Linked DNA regions of Homo sapiens: regions 1 and 3 are each linked to region 2. Evidence: chromatin contacts called from ENCODE Hi-C or POLR2A ChIA-PET data. All regions are on one chromosome and are shown on one strand. Each heading gives the region's core, a stretch centred on a gene start or an enhancer-like site at or near the end of the contact. The rest is flanking DNA. Distances are from core to core; before and after follow the strand shown. Region 1 holds the start of TMEM41B (transmembrane protein 41B). Region 2 holds the start of IRAG1-AS1 (IRAG1 antisense RNA 1). Region 3 holds the start of ZNF143-AS1 (ZNF143 antisense RNA 1).

What was found. Hi-C counts contacts between places; a loop is a spot of excess contacts on that map. ChIA-PET counts read pairs that join two places held with the same protein, here RNA polymerase II (POLR2A). Pooled maps may share reads with other maps.
Region 1: a map of naive thymus-derived CD4-positive, alpha-beta T cell shows a loop between it and region 2 (13-fold over the local background). The contact joins the promoter of TMEM41B here to the promoter of IRAG1-AS1 in region 2. A Hi-C loop is called at or near these places in 1 of 168 maps with a recorded cell type or tissue (naive thymus-derived CD4-positive, alpha-beta T cell) and 7 of 50 pooled maps. POLR2A ChIA-PET finds 5 or more read pairs at or near these places in 1 of 52 experiments (B cell).
Region 3: a map of natural killer cell shows a loop between it and region 2 (16-fold over the local background). The contact joins the promoter of ZNF143-AS1 here to the promoter of IRAG1-AS1 in region 2. A Hi-C loop is called at or near these places in 3 of 168 maps with a recorded cell type or tissue (B cell, CD8-positive, alpha-beta T cell and natural killer cell) and 8 of 50 pooled maps. POLR2A ChIA-PET finds 5 or more read pairs at or near these places in 1 of 52 experiments (CD4-positive, alpha-beta T cell).

What each region holds. Positions count from the first base shown.
Region 1 is chr11:9,313,228-9,316,601 of GRCh38, forward strand. TMEM41B (transmembrane protein 41B) reads right to left here and starts at 1,366. Exons shown (of 7, transcript NM_015012.4): 1 at 1,094-1,366. The coding sequence starts at 1,214. RefSeq lists enhancers at 557-1,074, 1,075-1,590 and a silencer at 1,356-1,705.
Region 2 is chr11:10,539,697-10,542,665 of GRCh38, forward strand. It overlaps IRAG1-AS1 (IRAG1 antisense RNA 1), which reads left to right and starts at 1,540. Exons shown (of 4, transcript NR_046375.1): 1 at 1,540-1,846. RNF141 (ring finger protein 141) reads right to left here and starts at 1,491. Exons shown (of 6, transcript NM_016422.4): 1 at 1,426-1,491. RefSeq lists an enhancer at 1,567-1,676.
Region 3 is chr11:9,458,671-9,461,947 of GRCh38, forward strand. ZNF143-AS1 (ZNF143 antisense RNA 1) reads right to left here and starts at 2,028. Exons shown (of 1, transcript NR_036539.1): 1 at 886-2,028. ZNF143 (zinc finger protein 143) reads left to right here and starts at 2,342. Exons shown (of 16, transcript NM_003442.6): 1 at 2,342-2,406. RefSeq lists enhancers at 711-1,346, 1,546-1,625, 1,716-1,815, 1,876-1,955 and a silencer at 2,726-2,935.

The sequences.
Region 1 (3,374 bases), core at 116-2,615, 1.2 Mb before region 2:
TCACCTGGATCCAGTGTATATAAGCTGGAAAAATACCCAAAAACATAAGGCTGACAGAGCCAAATTAGACTGTTGGAGACATTTTAAATTATTTGAAAATACATTAACATTTTCTACTACATACTCTTAGAAGTTCTCCTAGCCATCACTGGTGGTGGAACACACCTATGTGAGCTACAGACAAACTTGTTAGGATCACTTTAAGTTTATGAGCTTTAAAATCATTTAAAGAACGATTCCAGGCCAACACGGAATCAAAGTATTTAGTTTCTACGTACAGTTTTTTCCTTAAAACAATATTTAAAGCCGTGAGATTCTGCAATTATAGAGGCAGTAGGAATAAAGAGAAAACAAAAACCAAAAATAAAGCCGTGAGAAATGTCAGGATGATGTAGTGGGGAAATAAACTTTAGAATGAGTGACCTTAGCTGTAACTAAGTAATTGCTAATATTTATTTAGCCCCCACTTCATATCCAAGCATTGCTCTAAATCTTTTACGTGAATTATTTCGTTTAACCCACGCACCACCTATTAAGTAGATATTATTATTATCCCCATTTCACAGTTCAGACACTGAGCTTTTTTTGAAAGTTACCAAGTCCAAGGTTCCAAGTAAACAGTAGGGCAGGGACTCAAGCCCAGGTGTACTGCCACCTGGAAGTATTAAGTCCTCGCTCCTAACTACTACTTCACTGATCTGGCTTTATGACTTTATAAGTCATATACCCACACTGGGCCTCAGTTTCTTCATCTGTAAAAACAACGCAGCGAATGCCACAGTACAGCTCCTTCCAGCTCTGCCTAGCGTCGTTATCATCAACCTTACAATCTACCTGAGCGTCAACAAGCCAGTGTCATCCCTTCTTTTAAATGAATTCTACTCAAACAGCATTTACAACGCACCTACTCGGCGTCCGGCCTTGTGCTGCGCGAGCGCCCAAGCCCAACTCCCCCACGGTCTCTGCTCCCGCCGCGGCGCCAGCAGGCCCCCCTCTTTCCCCGCGACTCTCCGAGAATAGCGGGGGTCCTTTTCCCCACCCGACACACAGAAGCCTCGGGCCACCCCCAGCTCTGCTCCCCGGGCCCACTCACCCTTCTGGTGGTCTCTGCTGCCAGGCGCCGCGAGACCCCGCGTCCCCGCTGCCCCGTCCCCCACGGGGGTCGTGTGGTGAGCGCCCAACTGCGATCGTTCGGCGACTCTGCCTTTCGCCATGGCTGCTGCAAGGTGAAGGGAGCGGTGCGGTGCCGCGCCCCCTAAACAACAAAACTCTGTTGCAGGCTCCTTACTACGCCGAAGCGCCACGGCTAGAGCCACTTCCGGCGCGACCTCCTCACCCGAGACGACCTCAGCCCAGCGAGTACTGCAACCTCCTGCAAACACCCGCAGCGCCCACCACAGGCTAAACCCCGCCCCGTGCCGCCCCCGAGCCTCGCGTGCTCGCGCCGGCCCAGTAACCGCGAGACAAGTCAGGGTCCTGGACCGCCCCCTTCAGTGCCCCGCCCCGGCCCGCCCGCGGGAAAGAGGTGGCCGCCGGGCGCTGGGGCGAGAGCATGCGCAGTCGCGGCACTCGAGTCACCCGGCTGCGACTCGCTGGCCCTGGCGTCTAAAGCGTAGCCTTAATTACCCGGAAGTGCGGTCCCAGGGACTTCAAACCTTTTGTCCAGGCCGCCGGAGGTGCCTGTGATTAGTCGGCATTTCGCGGCTGAGGCTGATTCAGCCCATTACATCAATTCCGCAGCTGCTGTCTTCAATTTGGAGGCGCCAGAGAGTGCTTGATCTAAAAGATGGTGGGAAATACAAAGGTTGAGCAAAACCTACCTGAATTTCAGGAAACTAAGGCTCAGAGAGGGCTACGTACAACCTGTGAAGATCACAGGATGGCAAAAATGGGCTTAGAATCCAGGTTGTCCTGTTCCCAAAGCTAACGGTTTTGCATTAGCTGCTGCCCCTTACTACTAAACCCAAGTCAGCTCTACATTTAGCTTATCCCTAAGCTAAGCGGAAACATGCCTTTTCCACAGGTAACTTTTTCTGCTTCTACCCCTCAGAGCACATTCAGCTTACTCACCGTGGTTACCTCTTGAAAGCAACTTAGAGGCCGGTCGCGGTGGCTCAAGCCTGTAATCCCAACACTTTGGGAGGCCAAGGCGGGCGGATCATTTGAGACCAGGAGTGTGAGGCCAGACTGGCCAAAATGGTGAGATGAGACCCCGTCTCTGCTAAAAATACAAAAATGAGCTGGACATGATGGCTTGTAATCCCAGCTACTCGAGAGTGTGAGTCAGGAGAATCGCTTGAACCCCGGAGGCTGAGGTTGCGGTGAGAAATTGCACCGCTGCACTCCAGCATAGACCACAAAGCAAGACTCCGTCCCAAAAAAAAAAAAAAAAAATCCTGATTGTTTCTATTCAGTAATTACATTTGTAGGAAATTATTCCATGAAAATAAACATAAATAATTCCTCTGTATTAGTATAACAGTGAAAAACTAAAAGCAATATAAAAATCCAACACTAAATAAAAATGGTTAAGTAAATTATGGGAAACCCATTCAATTGAACTGTTTTATGTACACATCCTTTGCCTACTTCTGGCTCCCATTTTATTTCCTTCATAGTCATTAAAAGCAATTAATTCTGTGAACTATTTGTTTACTTGTTTATTGTCTGCCTCCACCTTTAGAATATAAGCTTTAAGGCAGGGGCTTTGTCTTTTTGTTTTTTGTTTTTTTAAGTGATGGGAATCTCACTATATTGTCCAGGCTGGATCTGAACTTCTGGACTCAAGGGATCCTCAAGCATCAGCCCTCTGAGTAGCTGGGACTACAGGCTCCATGCTATGGCTCCCAGCTGGGCTTTGTCTTTTTGATCACCATTGTATCCCCGGTAGCTGACAGAGTGCCAATACCTAAGTGGCCATTCAATGAATTTGTTGAATAATTTTTTTTTTTGAGATGGTGCCCAGCCGAATAAATTTTCAATCTTAGGAAATTATATTTATGGGCCAGGTGCCATGGCTTACACCTGTAATTTCAGCACTTTGGGAGACCAAGGTGGGCGGATCACCTTGAGGTCGGGAGTTCAAGTCAAAAAAAAAAAAAAGAAAACATTTTATATATTTTACTATGCAAACATTAAAAATTGAAGTACAACAAAAACTAAAAACAAACACTGAGAAGTATTTGACACATAAGAATTACTACAAATCAGTAAGGAAAGCACAACTCAACAGAAAAATGGGCAAAGAATATGAATTATCAACACACAGAAGAAAAAATTAAATGTGCTTAAGACATCTGAGTGCGCAGTGGGAAAGCCAACTCCAAAACTTAGGAAATTCCAAAAAATTAGGAAAAGATGAACAACCTCAGTGC
Region 2 (2,969 bases), core at 290-2,789:
TATTAGAGAGAGAAGGAGAGAGAAACTACAAAAGGATAGAGTGCCGTACTAGGAGATTAAGAATATGGATTTCTCACAGTAACAGTGTGTTTACTAAATGCATTTCATATTGGAAAAAGCATATTAGACTTGTAAGAATTCTCTCTGGACCTCCCTTGCCTTTTTGGGAAGGAAAGCGTGTTTGTATTTAGATGGGAACCAAGAAGGATCAGGCTACACACATCGAATATAAAGTTCATTTACACCAAATGACAAATATTAATTTTTGAAACATATAGTCATATTCTTGAGAAAAAGTTCTAGAAACTGAAGTCAGGCAATGTGAAAGAAAAGGATAAAAATCCATACTATTTTTGAGCTCTGAATTCAGAAAGCATCACTTCTCAGACGGGTGACTTCGACATGGAGGTGACTAATTTAGGATCGTCGGCCGGTGGCAGCTCATGCCCCCAGACAAAATTCTGAATGGGTAGAGGTCATTTTATAGCAAGAAGAATGGGCAGAAGGGAGTGAAAACGAATAAATTCGTGCTGAAGATGTAAGAATTATAAACAATTGAAAGTGTTCCAGCAGCTTTATATATATGCCAGAGGCAAGAACTGAATTAGCTGGCACCGCTAAATAGGACAGTGTCAGAATATAAAAGGTACACTACCTTTAATAAGGGGCATAGGGATCGATTTCAATAACAATCGTAAATCCACATTTTGTAACGCCGAGACAAATAACTGAAGGAATAATTTCAAAAGCTAACACAGAAGCCTTCTGCTCCTGCTGTGTAATCACTACCTTCTTATTATTAGCAAGAAAACGTTCTTTTCTTAGCCGGGTCTCAAGGTAGCAGCTAGTTTGACAAGGAAAGACCTTTGGGAAGGGTAGCAGCCTAAGCCAATTCATAAGTGTGGGGCTGGCTAAGTAGATCGACGTGGCTATTTCTGAGCTATCGTCCCAGGCAAAAGGTTTCTTATTTGGGTGTCCAGCCCGGCGGAGACCGAGCCCGCGGGCCACCCTAGCGCTCGCTCTGGCTACGCCGCCTCAGCCCCTCCTCAAGCGCACCTGGACATTTAACCAACAGCTAAGTCCGGCGGCCGAATGACTGAGCCGGCGGCAATATTCAAACAACCGTTTTGGGATAGAGAAGGAAAAACTCTCTCCGGGTCCCTCAGAACCACCCCGAGGCGGGACAAGCCACCGCCACCCCGGGCAACTGGAACCCGCCGGGCAGAAGACGGGCGTCAATAGAATGGCCTCCCCAGCCGTCCCCACGCCCCAATCCGAGGCCCGGGGAGGGCGGCGGGGCTAGGCCTGTCTCCCCGCGGAAGCCTGGCTCGGCAGCGGAGGGCCCTCTGGGGTTTCTCTTCCCAGACCCAGAGTCCTGGAGCAGCTAGCAAGGGAAACACGAAAGGACAGCGCCGCGGAGCTCACCCCAGGTTCAAGGCATCGCGCACCCTGCGGCAGCGGCTGCGCTGCCTCAGCCCACAGCTCAGACCTGCGGGTGGCCGCGACTCAGGCCGGGACCCGGTCGCACCTCTGTGACGCAAAGCCCCGCCCCCCGCGCGTTGCCGGGAGACGGCGCCCAACCTTCCTCTGCAGCGCCCCTACCGACCCGCGCTCCGCAGCTCCTGAGGGCTTTCGAGCCCAGATGGTCATCTGAGACGAGAGGTGGCGGCGAAGGAGAGTCTCGCCTGTCACGCTCCCGGAGCAGGGGCTTCATGAGGTGGCCATGGAAACAGCCTGGCAGACTCCCATCTCTCCTGGTGCCATCTCCGGAGCGGAAAGTGGAGCGCCCCGCTGGCGACCAAGGCCGCACTGAGAGCCCTGGTTTGGTCAACAGTTGGGCTCCAAGGTACCACTTCCCAGACCTCCAGCCTCCCCACTGATGATAGATACACAAAGGTCATCTTGTTTCTTTATGAGGCAATGGATTGTGTTCACCTAGCCGAGTTGTTAAGCATAAGAGAATGTATGAAAAGTAATTACAAGGTTCAAAATCCTGAGCTTTGATAAATGATAGATATGATGATGAGCACATGTTAGTGATATTACTGCTCTGCGGGACGTCTGAATCAGTAATTGCTGTCTTTTAAGCATCTGTTGTGTGCCAAATACTGCACTAGGCACTTTACGGGCATTGCTCTTGTTTAAGTCGTCTGGTCAAAGTTGCCTAGACAATAAACAGCAGAGCAAGGATTTTAACCCAGGTACAGCTGACACTGCTGCCTCTATGCTTAGCAGTTAAACTGGTTTTTATGTTTCTTGTTTGTACACCCCTCCTTCACCAGTCACTTGTAGATTCACCTTGTGAAGAGCTAATTCTTCCCTCTAATAATAATACTCTTTGACCATTTACTATATGTCAAACCGTATTTTAAGGACTTTAAAGGTATTAATTCGTTTAATCTTCACAGCAATCCTGTGAGTAGGTATTATTAATACCTTCACTAAGACACAGGCTTAGAAAAGTCGATTAACTTTTCCAAGGTCAAACAACCATTAAGGAGCAGAGCCAGATTCAAACCCAAGCAGACAGAACCCTGAACCTGTGTTTTTAATTCCTGTTTTAAACTGCCTCGGTAGTACGGTAAGACTTCATTAGCGCTAGGTCCATGCCTGTTTGTGCACCATTATTTCCCTGACAGCCAGCATGGTACTTGTTCAATATTTGAACATTTGATGAATATTTGAACACTGGAAAAGGAAAAAGCTTAAAAATGAAGTATAAATAATGATTTAATAAATTCCAAAAGATATCAAATTCAACAAGATTCCATAGTTCAGCCTAATCCGGGCCTGGGAGTTAGAAATATTACTCTGTAAAAATTGCCTTCAATTAAACATTGTATTGGAAGTTCTGGTCAATGAAATAAAAAAAGACAAATATATAAAAGGCATCCAAGTTGGAAAGGAAGTTGTAGCACTGCATTTATTTGCATAAGAAAATTGTGGAATACTACAAAAAAGCTGCTAGA
Region 3 (3,277 bases), core at 778-3,277, 1.1 Mb before region 2:
TGGAACTGCATAAAAATATTCTGATGGGTTAAAAAACACCTCCAATTACAAAACACAGATACATGTGGAGGGAACAGAAATTATAAATTAAAACCATTTGTTTTTCAGCTGGGCTACTTCTTTGTAACAGAGAATGTATCCATTGGGTAGGAGACTGATTTTAACTGAGCAAAATCCTCCAGTTAAAAGTAACCTAATCCTTTTTTTTTTTTTTTTTTTTTTTTTTTTGAGACGGAATCTTGCTCTGTTGCCCAGCCTGGAGTGCAGTGGCGCAATCTCAGCTCACTGCAAGCTCCGCCTCCCGGGTTCACGCCATTTTCCTGCCTCATTCTCCCGAGTAGCTGGGACTACAGGCGCCCGCCACCACGCCTGCTAAATTTTTTGTATTTTTAGTAGAGACGGGGTTTCACCGCGTTAGCCAGGATGGTCTCGATCTCCTGACCTCATGATCTGCCCGCCTTGGCCTCCCAAAGTGCTGGGATTACAGGCGTGAGCCTCCGCGCCCGGCCACCTAATCCATTTTTTATATGTGACACTTTTATTTTAAGGGCTTAAAAAGTAATCCGGGCCGGGCGCGGTGGCTCACGCCTGTAATCCCAGTACTTTGGTAGGCTGAGGTGGGCGGATTACGCGGTCAGGAGTTTCAGACCAGCCTGGCCAACATGGTGAAACCCCGTCTCTACTAAAAACAGAAAAATTAGCCGGGCGTGATGGTGGGCGCCTGTAGTCCCAGCTACTCAGGAGGTTGAGGCAGGAGAAATCGCTTGAACCTGGGAGGCGGAGGTTGCAGTGAGCTGAGATCGTGCCACTGCATTGCAGTCTGGGCTACAGGGCGAGACTCCGTCTCAAAAAACAAACAAACAAACAAAAAACAGTAATCCGAACTGATTTAAACTTCTTTATTAACAGAATATATGTTCAAACAAAGCTTAAAGTCCCATTTTCTTTCCATTGGCGTCTAGGCCCCTATTACTCAACTATCCGTTGGTTAGGGCCTGCACCTCAAGGTAGGCTTAATTGTAAATCAAAATATTTACTATCCACACTTAGAGGGCTATCTGTAACATCGTTTTTATTTATCCCCGTCCATTCGATAATCGTCTGAAATGCAAGACATTAAGTTGAACATCATCCAGCTTTCTCCCTGTTTTTCTAAGCGCGATCCAAATCTGTTACAACAGGGTAGTCTCTCATTCTCTTGGTAGCTCAATTCTACCCCCTGGCCGACTTAAGAAATTTTGAGTCTAATACACCCACCTCATCTTTAGTCGGCCTGGTGCGCCAACGCAAATTTGTACTGAGTACCTTCGGAACTGACTAGTAAGTATATCCAAAGGTTTAGAAAGGGCTGGGTTAAGAGCTACAAGAAGCATTAACCGCAACGGCCACAACTAATTTGTATCCATTCTTAGTAACTTTAGGGAACCAGACTGAATGCTTCTCCCACCCTTTTGACTTTCCTTTATTAGTTCGCAACACAAGAACATACAAAAGACCGTAGCGACAACCATTTCTGACGCCTTCAACTTTTAAATCCAAATTACGTGAAACCACAAAGCATCAGTGGTGTCTCCCCGAGGAATCCAAGACCCCCCGGCCGGTTGCCAAGCCGCCGGAATTTCAGCAGGAGAGGAAGGCTCACCCTCCCACCGCATGGCGATGCCCGGGAGACTGGAGAAGCTCAGGCAGGCTTGGAAGCCAATCCCCGGCATACAGCAGCTCTCGGGAATGCAGAGCCCTAGAGCAAGACCAAGGGCCTCGGCCGACACTGAGAGCCTCCAGGGAGAGGTCAGGTCTCTCTTTCTGTCCTATTTCTCCCTTCGACTTCCCTCCCAGCAGGCTGCTATTGAGCATTCAGCAATCGCCAGACAAAGCCCTTCTGGTCTGCAGAACGCACTCCGGCAAGCCCACCGGGAGAACCAAAGCCGCCTCCTCGCCCCTGTGGGGAAAATGGCGCTCGTCACCCCGGCTCCCTCCCGGGTAATCACAAGGACCAGCCTCCCTCCCTCGCTACAAAATGGCGCCTCCCGCTGGGGCCCCAGAATCGGTATGACTCGCTAGTCAGTGAGGCGGGGTCCGTCTGGGATAAGCGGTTATGTCAACCAGTCAGACACAGGAGCTTTGATTCTGCACTTTGCGCGAGCCACTCAGGGGCGGGCTGTAAAGTCAGGCTTGGCTGACGTCAGTTGAGTGGGCGCGGCTAGGGCGGTTTTCTTTCGCGTCGACCAAACGTGGGCCAATGGAAAACCGGAAGCGTCCTGTGAGTGATGTAATGACAGCCCAATGGAAGCTGGGGGCGGGCCTCAGACACACTATGCGGGTTGCGGGGCCTGGGGGCCGGACGGCTGTTTCCTGTCCTGGTGCATGGTGGTCGGACGAAGGAATTGTTGGAAAATTTTCTCGGAGGTTCGTATATAAATGTGTTTTTACCCAGTGTGCATTATTCTCCGCCTGGCCGCCGCCCTCAGCGCGGCGGCGCGGGCCCGCTTGGGCCCGGGCTCCGGCTCCCGCTGCTCAGCCTCCGCCGCAGGCCTTGCCGATTTTATGGGCCGGCCGCGGTAGCGGCGTCTGGGCAGAAGCGGAGTTTATTAATAACCCGCGGCCGCCACTCTAGGCGGCGGAGCTTTTTTCGTTGAGGACTCAACTCCCCCCAGCTTGTCTCTGAGCGATGCGCCCCGCCTGTTTCCCTCAGGGGACCGCCAAGGGGAGGGAGTGAAAGAGGGGAGGGTGGAGCCCTCGGGAGCCTTGGCCGCGTTTCTCGGCCTGACCTCCGCGCAGAGCGAGTCCCCAGGCGCCGCCGAGGCAGAGTTCCGCCGCCTGGGACGCCGGGCCCACGGGCCACACCAGGCCGCAGCGGGGGCGCCGGGGACAGGGCTGGCCCAGGCCCTCCCAGGACCTGCCGGTCTCACCTAGCGCTTGCTTCCCATGCGTATCGTGGGCAGATTGTTTCCCCCTCACCCTTTCTTCTATTAAAAAAAAAAAAAGGTTACTGAGGTCTAACATCGGATATTAGAAATTTACAATTTTATCCTCCCTTTTCTCCAGTTTTGGCCAAAAGAGTGAACAAATTCTTATAAGTCTCTTTGAAACGTATTATTGTGGAACGCGAACTAGTTTTTATTCCTTCCCCTTTTGCTTTGGACATTTGTTTTTTCCACATAATAACGAAGTTAAAAAGAGGAAAGAAGAATACCATTGCCAGCCCATTATTTGTTTAAAATCAGCGTCAGCCTTTGCTTTGGAAGTGTCTAAATCAGCTGATATAATCAAGTGAGAA